Linked DNA regions of Homo sapiens: region 2 is linked to region 1. A link is a contact called in ENCODE Hi-C data. All regions are on one chromosome and are shown on one strand. Each heading gives the region's core, a stretch centred on a gene start or an enhancer-like site at or near the end of the contact. The rest is flanking DNA. Distances are from core to core; before and after follow the strand shown. Region 1 overlaps LINC02718 (long intergenic non-protein coding RNA 2718). Region 2 overlaps LOC105376595 (a long non-coding RNA gene).

Region 1 (4,817 bases), core at 1,522-4,021:
ATGAAGGCTTACCAAAACTCTTAATCCTTTGTAAGAATTTTAAAAGATCCTTGAAAACAAAAAAAATGAGTGTTGTTAGTCTAAAATAGTTTTTTTTTTGTTTCTCCTCTCTTTCTAAGCTTATTTGGCTCTTTCATTCATAAATACTTGCTACACATAAAATTATTTTATTATTATTATTATTTAACATTTCTGCTTTTTTTGTTTTATTATTAGTTTTCTAAATTTATTACTTTAAATAATAGCATATGAAATTACTTGTCTGCAGATTTAATTTGGGCATATTGAATTATCTTTGTTAGAAACTGTAACAGGCTTTACTCTCTGTGGTTCTTAAACATAGCTATACATTATACTCACCTGGATAGCTTTAGAATATATATCTATGCCTGGACCACACCCCCATATTTTATCATGTAACCTACCAAATACATCAAAGAGTGCCCAATTAAATGCTTATACCTACATTTTTATTAATAGGAAACTTTGATATCAGTGTAGTAGACATTAGTAATCATCAATACTTTTCTTCTCTTTTTCCTGGAAGCACAGACTATTACTTTTCCCAATCCTATTCACAGTTGAATAGCTCGAAATGACTAGATCTGGCAGAAGGGCACAAGGTGAACATGTATAGCTTTTAGATGAACTGCATTAAAATATACGATTCTTACCTAACATACTGTTTGTACTTCTGAGCTAAAATAGAGACACTGTAGTTGGAAAACTTCTCCTAGCAGTAGCCTAAAAGGGTCATCCAACAGAGACTTCTAGTTTGGGCTTGGAAACTACCCAATTAGGACCAAATTTGATTTTTTTCTTTAAACAGACTGGGCATATACTCTGTCCTCCAGACTGGAATGCAGTGGCATGATCATAGCTCACTATAACCTCTAACTCTTGAGCTCAATGATTCTCCCACTTCAGCCTCCAGGGTAGCTGGGACCACAGGTGCACACTAACATGCCCTGCTAATTTTTGTTATTTTTTGCAGAGAGGGATCTTGCTATGTTGCTCAGGCTGCTCTCAAACTCCTGACCTTAAGCAATTCTCCTGCCTCAGCCTCCTAAAGTGCTGAGATACCTGACATCAGCCACTGCACTTGGCCTGATTTCTTCATTTGCATAAACTGACCTGTTTGAGGGTTGGGTCATGAACTTCCTTTATTTAAGTCAGACCTGCTCTTTTTCTCCAGAACATGCTTTCCCTTTACATTGGAGGCTACACATCTCCCTGATCTGTAGACTGTTATTTTTTAGAAAATAAAGTGCCCTTTTGTTTTTCTTCCACAGACCTTAAGATCTTGTGTTAACCCTCAATATATGAAGGACATAGTCTCAACATAACATTTATGGCCAGCATGGTAGCTCATACCTATAATCCCAGAAATTTGGGAGGCTGAAGTGGATGGATCACTTGAGCCCAGGAGCTTGAGACTAGCCTGATTAACGTGAAAAAACGCTGTCTCTACAAAAAATACAAAAATCATTTGTGCATGGTGGTGTGCACCTGTATTACCAGCTACTCAGGAGGCTGAGGTTGGATAATCACCTGAGCTAGGAAGGTCGAGGCTACAGTGAGTCGTGTTCTCGCCACTGCACTCCAGCCTGGGCAACAACAGAGTGAGACCCTATCACAAAAAAATAAATAAATAAAATAAAATAAAATAATTATGAATCATACTACTATTAATTACTACATAAAATTGATACTTCTTTTTAGTTGTTTTGTTTTTGTGCTTTTAATGCTGTTAAGTAAGGATGTACAGTAAGAAGTCTATTCTGTGAAGTCCCATTCCTTGTGTAGTTACTTTACAAATTGATGTATGATTGGGTTTACTTTGTTTCCCTTTGTATTTAATTTCAAGAAATGTTGGTTTTATGCATAATACACTTATGGGATCTTTGGGTCAAAATGATATAGACAGGCATACGAAGATGTTTCATTTCTTTGTTTTCATCCCTGCCCTCTCCACTCTGCCTCTACTTCCATTCCTTATTAGTAAATTTCTCCTGGACCAGCTATCTCACCTGGCAGGTGAGAAGTGACAGCTACCAGCACAGGAGAGGAAGAGTTTACAGAAGCTGTCTGGGTTTCTCAGCTCAAGGGCTCCCTCTTCTGTTATGTCTCCGGCAGTTTATTTAATTAAAGTTAGTGCTTTAGTCCAAATTTCCCTGTCATTTCCTTTTGCTTTCCCAGTTCTCCTGTCCTGATCATTTCATTCTCAAACTTCGCCATAGCAGTTTTCCACTCGTGGTTGTTAGGTCCAGGTCCACGATTATGCCAAATGCCACACCCAGGGTTAGGGTCTAGCCCTAGCTGAGGTCCAAGGGGAGTGGATGGATAGCTGAAAGAACGCTCCAGGGGGGCCGTTTCTCATCAGCGGCTTACTCACACTGGCCCTCTAACACTGTCCACCTTTATCTGGGCTGTCTGCTGCAGCTCTGTGGCTCCTGCCACCCCACACCTGCAGCTGCACATTTGGCTCTCCCTTGCCTTCAGGGTCAGCAGCTTAATTATTTCCCTTTCTGGGCACCAGCACGAGCCATGCTGTGGCTCCCCTATATATCCTTCTGCAAGACAGACAGCTCTGGTTCTCTCTCTCTCTCTTTCTCTGGGTGCCAGCACCATGTCAAGCCATACCTAACAGCCCGTAGTGTCAGCAGGGCAGTTACACCTTCTGCAGACAATAGTGGCTCAGAGCCAAGTTTGAGCTTACACAAACAGGTTATATAACAAGTGGAGTATGCACCTGCACCCTAACCCCGCTGAGTCACACAGGCCTGGATGTCTGCCTAGGCCTAATTCTTGACCAAAGCACATCCATGTCCCTTACAATGGTGCTCTCCCCTCTTGCAGTGCATTCTATTTGCTTGGGTTTCTGAGTTCTGTCACTGCTCATGCTGTGTCTGTATTTCTTTCACTTCTCGGTACGGCAGTCCTTCTGATCCGCTACTGATCTGCTCCACAGTTGTGACTTCCACTCTAATGCTGGGGCTGTGAAGGATCTCCTACCCCTACCTCCCACTTAGGCACTTTTTTTGTTTTTTAATTGGGAATAGGGTGAATTTGTGGGTTTTCTCTGCCTGAAGGTATAGATTGTTTTATTATTTGTATTAGTCCTGTAGAAATATTTAAAACATCTTTTGTTGTGTTTTGTAGAATTTTCAAAGAGAAATGTGAGGAAACTGGAGTAAAAGCTGGACCATGCTCCTCTGGGAACACAGAACGCTCAAGAATTTCTCAGGCATTTGCTATTAGAGTCCTTTCTCTTCTACTCCTTCTGTGTAAATGAAGCAGGGGAAATGGAGAAGCCCAAAAGGAGGCATTGAGAATCAACAGCTAGTGAAAAACCATACATGCTGCTGTGGCAGAGTCAAGCTGAGAAGCCGAAAACACTCTGATTTTTGTTCAAGTGGTTTCTCCTGAGGGACCCAACTAAAGCAAAGTACCCTCAACTCTGTTAAAGTACGGTAAATATCTGCAAAGCAGGAACAAACACGCTGGGCACCTAGATGCTTTTAGGGAGTGATGTGTATTTCTAACATCTGAAACAATGTTTTAAACTCAGCCCTTAATTCAGTGATCTAAATGAACTCACGCAGTTCTCAGGGAATATTTTTATATTTTTTAGAAATATGTACATGCCAAGGTTTCCAATATGTATGTTTTCTCCGTATATATGGGAAGCCATGTGATATTGAAATGGATCCATCACAACTTTAAAAAAGAATTACAGTTCTTACATACACTTTTTAAGGTGTTTGTTGGTTTCTGATATTGGTTTCCCCAATCAGTAAAAAGAAGTACTAGTTCAGCTCTAGCCCAGAAAAGCAGAACATACTGATATGTGTAGTACATCAAAGGAATTATTGTACCAAGTTTTATTTTTGAGGTTTTCAAACACTAAGGTGATTTTACCTCACAATTTATTACAAGAAGAAAAAGCAAGATGAAACTTTTCCAGAAATATTACCAAAGACAAGGTTGAAAGATATTTTTAAAGCAATTTTAGAATCTGTTGTTATTCTGGGTCCTCTGAGAGGCAGATACCAGGACATCATTACACGTGCAAGAGATTTATTAGGGCACTGCCTGTGAGTGTAAATGAGAAGGGAGCCACAGGAAGCAATCAATGCATATTTGATCCATGTGGGAGAGAGAGGGAGGGAAGGGAGGTTGTGTAGAAACATCTTACCCTGCAGTGCGGTTCTAAGAAATTTCATCAAGTATATCACTGAGTCCTTCAGTGAAAATAACCCCCCAGAAACAGTCCTGCTGCAGTCTCCTGCCTACACTCAGCCACTGCCTGGGAGCAGCCTGTTGGAAGTATGATCTTGACATGAACTGGGTGTTGGTGGATTCAGAGTACAGCCTCTGGGACCCTAAGTCAATTACTCTCCCAGCAGTTAGACAGCTCATTTTCACAGCTGCCACTTATTCAAAGTCAAGAAAGCATACTAAGTTACCTATCTCAAAGTTACAGCATATCGTCCTTCTTTTATGCAAAAATCCAAAATTAAATGCAAAAAACACCTACTTAGAGTATGCTTATGTCTACAACAAGACTGAGAGCCACTCCATTCTTCTGTATATTAAAAATGTGCCTTTGGTCTAAGAAGCTAGATATATTGAACTATGCCTAGGAATCAAGTTGGCTATGAAAATCACTAACTTTAGAAAAGGGAAAAGAATGTGAATAAATAATCTGATGACAAAAATTTCATTTTTAAGTGGTATAGTGACTGCCCTGGCTATATAAGAAAAGGGCTTTGAAGGATTGCAGCATTCATGATTTATAGAATTCTTTTTCAGTA
Region 2 (4,817 bases), core at 679-3,178, 1.2 Mb before region 1:
CTTAAATGAGATTTTATTTCCCAATAGTAACTTAATTGTTTTCAAAAATAATTTCACAGTATATTTTTTAGAATCATCAACATCTCTGTTCTAATCATTGGAAATCTCAGTCTTAATGGATATAGAGAAATAGAAGGAAACAAAATATATTTTGGTTCAATTCATAATTTCTAGATAGGCTTACATCTCGAAGTGTGGCTCTTGCCTTAATATACATTTTTGGTTATTTAATACTACTTATCATTTTCATAACCCCATAACCCCACTAAAAAAAGTATTTCAAGAAGATAATAGATGTGATCAATGAATAAATTCCCAAGTCAGACATATTCACTGATTTCCTTATGTCTAGGATGGTATTTATATTTTGGGCTTATATGATTAAATGAATTCTAGTTATCTAGGTACTTGGACATATAAAGGAGAGTCTAATAGATTATGGTGTTTCCCCATCCCCATCGGCCTTATGCTGTGAATAGAACATGTTTTTCTTAAGCTTTAAATAAATGATATTTTCTAAATTGCTATTTTCTAATATGAAGATAGAGCAATTTTAGATGTTCACCTCCATGACTCCAATATTTTAAAGTTCCTATACCCATGGAACAATTTATTTCTCACATCTCTTTACTTGTAAATTAGTTCCATTAACTGTCAGAACTTATTTGCCAGAACAACTTTTATCAGCTCTTTTAGAAGTAAACTTACTTGTTCCTTTGAAGTATATAGAAGTAATTAGATGTCTACATTTTTTCCAGTTCCAGACCTGGTTTTTACCCCCAAAAGGTAAGGAGAAAATCATAGAAAGCTTCACAACATTAAGTGCATCATATTAAAGAGAGAAAAGGATCTACTGAATTGGATCTTCCTACACAAAGCATATTATTTTATAAAAGCTCTTTCAAAGTTAAAAATGAATCAGAATAACCTTTGTTAGAAATGGGTTGAAAACACATCCCTTAGAATAAAGATAATAATAGTAACAACTAAGAATATAATAGCAGATAACAAGTGCTTTAAGTAAATATTGAAACCCGGGAACTGCCTATTAGTACCATCAAAAGTCCTGTCTCACTTAAGAAATAGCTAGAAGAAAAATATTTACTTCAATGAAATTAATATATCATGTTCTATTATTTGAAAATGACTTTTTGAAGATTTGGTGGGAAATGCGACAGTTCTTCACTTTGTCTATCCTGGCACAAATGTCTTTTATTGAGACGTTATATAAATAATTTGATAAGGCCTTAGTTAATTGTATCCTACTCCTCGAATGTATGTTTTACCATATGAGCTGGGCAAGTGTTGGTAAATAATTGAAAATAAGGAAGCAAGTATGAGAAGGAAAATGGCAGGAGATAGTGATGTTAAAACATGATTTTTTTCTTCTTTTTTTCAATGTAACCGTTATAGAAGTGACATAAATTCAAAGAAAAGTACAATTGCCACCTCTTGGAGGACAGAACTATTGAGGAGTTGATGGAGAGTCTAGAAAGTAGTTAGGTTTTGTGGTCCTGGTATGAAGTCATGGGGGGTGGTGTTACATTTATATAATTTTGTCTAGTGTGGAGAGAGGTTAAGTCCCACCTCAGAATGCATGAGGGAAGTATTTCTCAGTTGATAATGCCCACTGAATAAATAAAAATATTGTTAAACCTTTCTTTCTCTAGACTTGAAGCTTCTTATAAGTGGAAACTAACACATTATATTTTGCCACTATTCTTGTCCTCCTATATCAGTCAGAGTACAATCAGGAAAACAAAAGCCTCTCTAGAATGTTTAAACTATGAGAGATTTCACACAGGAAATGAGCTACTTGCAAAACAACTGAAAATGCTGGAGGAGTGATCAAGTTATCTCACTACTAGCTCAGACTTGGTAATATAATCAGGAAGTTGCTTCTGTTATAGGTCAGGAGGCTGTCCACAATGTTCACAGTGATCTGAAACACTCAGAAAGTGAAATTCACATGGAAGGCCCAGCAGCTGGTACACAATCACATCCCTGATAGAGCCCATGGCTGCCTGCTGTTGCTAAAGGAAATACTTCTGCCTCCCACATTTCCTTGTGAAACCGCCTATCATTGGTGCACTCTAACTTGAAACTCCGCTGCAGAGAGATTTTGAAAAATATAGTTCTTAGACTTCCAGACCCTGTGATAGAATGGAGAAAACTAAAGGGGATGGAATTGATTCTGAGTATAGATAATCTGACAGAGTTTATTTTCCTTAGTTGTCATTAAGGACATAAATTCTTATGCACCTTTGTGACAATTATCTCTTCTCCAGAATTTCTTTAAAAAGAGCATTTATTCTGGAGTGAGCACATACAACGTACTGTACAATACATGGCAGAATAACATGTGATTAATTAATAGCCACTGTTCTCTGCTGAGTATGCAAATTATTGGCTGTGATATGAAGAAGATTTTAGTATGGCAGAGTTTGAATAGCAAATGGTTATTAATAACATGATATTTTCAACTGTGGCACAATCCCGTGGGGGAATCTAGGACCTTTAGAAATACAAATTTGAATTATAGATCCATTACTTATTAATTTGCATAAAGTGCACTTAGCATTTTCTGAGCTTCAGTTTTCTCCTACATCTAAAAATGGGGATTTATAACACACTTTCAAAATTGCATGAACATTAAATAAAAATAAAATAAGAACATATCTTTATAATACCTGTCACATAGTATATGCCAACTAATTAAAGGAAAGTGGCAACAGAGCTAGGACAAGGCTTAAATAGTAATCAATTGATGAAAAAAAATGGCAGAGGAAGAAAATAGACTCCAAGCCACTTTAATTTAAAATTTGAGTTAAAAGATAGATTAGTTTCTACTCTCTTAACCAAGGTGTAGAGACTTAAGAAGCATCTTGCTATATGAAAAATTGATTGCATTAATTTATTTTATAAATTTAGTGTTATTTTTCTTTAGCAAGAATCTCAGTTGTGAAGAAATGCAAGTTTTGAACAGTAAATTAAGAACATAATATCATAATTTATGTTCCTGATTTATGATTAAATACAGCTGATTAAATCTAGGTTTCTTTCCTTAGTAACAGTCTGACTGTGGAGAAATTTGCACACATGCCAGGAAGTAATAATAGAACTCAGTTCTATTATTGAATTCTATTATTGAATTATAAATGAATCACAGTTCCACATGGCTGCAGAGGCCTCAGGAAACTTACAATCATGGCAGAAGATGAAGGGGAGGCAAACAACTTCTTCACAAGGGGCCAGGAGAGACAGACAGTGCAGGGGAAACTGCGACTTTTAAAACCATCAGATCTCCTGAGCTCTCCCTCACTATCACCAGAACAGCATGGGGGAATCTGCCCCCATGATCCAACGACCTCCCTCCTGGTCCTTCCCTTGACACATGGGGAATAAAATTTAAGATGAGATTTGGGTGGGAACACAGAAAAAACCATATCATTCTGTCCCTTGCCCCTCCAAAATCTCATGTCCTTTTTCCATTTCAAAACCAATCATGCCTTCTCAACAGTCCCCCAGTGTCTTTACTCATTCCAGTATTAACCCAAAAGTCCAAGTCCCAAGCATCATCTGAGACAAGGCAAGTTTCTTCTGCCTATGAGTCTGAAGAATCAAAAACAAATGAGTTACTTCCAATATACAATGGGGGTATAGGTATTAGGTAAATGTTCCCATTCCAAATGGGATAAACTGGCCAAAGCAAAGGGGCTACAGGCCCCATGCAAGTCTGAAATCTGGCTGGGCAGTCATTAAAATTTCAAGCTCCCAAATTTGCTTTGACTCCCTGTTTTACAGGTCATGCTGTTGCAAGTGGTGGACTCCCATGGCCTTGGGCAGCTTTGCTTCTGTGGCTCTGCAGGGTACAGCCCCTGAGGCTGCTTTCAAGGGCTGGTGTTGAGTGCCTGTGGCTTTTCCAGGTATATGTTGCAAGCTGTCAGTGGGTCTACCTTTCTGCAGTCTGGAGGGTGGTGGCCCTCTTCTCACAGCTCCACCAGGCAGTGCCCCAGTGGGGACTCTGTGTGTAGGTTCCAACTGCACATTTCCTCTCTGCACTGCACTAGCAGAGGTTGTCCATGAGGGCCCCACCCCTGCAACTGACTTCTGCCTGGACATCCAGGTGTTTCCATACGTCCTCTGAAATCTAGGTGGAGGTTCCAAAAGCCCAACTCTCATCTTCTGTGCACCCACAGAACCCATACCACATAGAAACCACCAAAGCTTGGGGCCTGCATCCTCTAAAGCAATGGCCCAAGCTGTACCTTGACCCCTTTTAGCTGCAGCTGGAGCAGCTAGTATGCAGGACACCATGTCCTAGGGGTGCACAGAGCAGTGAGGTCCTGGGCCCTCCTCACAAAGCCATTTTTTCTCCTAGACTTCTGGGCCTGTGATGGGAGGAGCTGCTGCAAATATCTGTGGTATTTGCAAATATCACAAATTTCCCCTTTGTCTTGGCTATTAACATCCAGCTCCTCATTACTTACGCAAATTTCTGCAGGCTGCTCAAATTCCTCCCCAGAAAATAGGGTTTTCTTTTCTAACACATGACCAGGCTGCAAATTTTCCAAACTTCTGTGCTCTGCTTCCCTTTCAAACTTAAGTTTTGATTTTAAACCATATATTTGTGTATGCATATATCTGAATGCCTTCAGAAAAATCAACTTACTCTTGAATGCTGGGTTGCTTGGAAATTTTTTTCTGCCAGATATCCTAAATCATCCCTCTCAAGTTAAAAGTTCCACAGATCTCTAGGCCAGTGGCAAAATGCCATCAGTCTCTTTGCCAAAGCATAGCAAGAGTGACCTTCGCTC

What was found. A loop is a pair of places that touch in the nucleus more often than their neighbours do. Pooled maps may share reads with other maps.
Region 2: a map of endothelial cell of umbilical vein shows a loop between it and region 1 (2.4-fold over the local background). The contact joins two enhancer-like sites. A Hi-C loop is called at or near these places in 4 of 168 maps with a recorded cell type or tissue (PC-3, chondrocyte, endothelial cell of umbilical vein and 1 more) and 4 of 50 pooled maps.

The regions. Positions count from the first base shown.
Region 1 is chr11:23,111,090-23,115,906 of GRCh38, reverse strand. The region is part of intron 4 of LINC02718 (long intergenic non-protein coding RNA 2718); the gene reads right to left. Among named protein-coding and RNA genes, the nearest start is that of CCDC179, 250 kb to the right of the region's middle. Within about 2 kb of position 2,771, at least 3 of the 41 ENCODE cell types and tissues checked have a DNase peak (open chromatin) inside an H3K27ac peak, as active enhancers do.
Region 2 is chr11:24,309,747-24,314,563 of GRCh38, reverse strand. LOC105376595 (a long non-coding RNA gene) reads left to right here. Exons shown (of 4, transcript XR_931131.1): 3 at 759-786; 4 at 3,805-3,875. Among named protein-coding and RNA genes, the nearest start is that of LINC02686, 45 kb to the right of the region's middle. Within about 2 kb of position 1,928, at least 3 of the 41 ENCODE cell types and tissues checked have a DNase peak (open chromatin) inside an H3K27ac peak, as active enhancers do.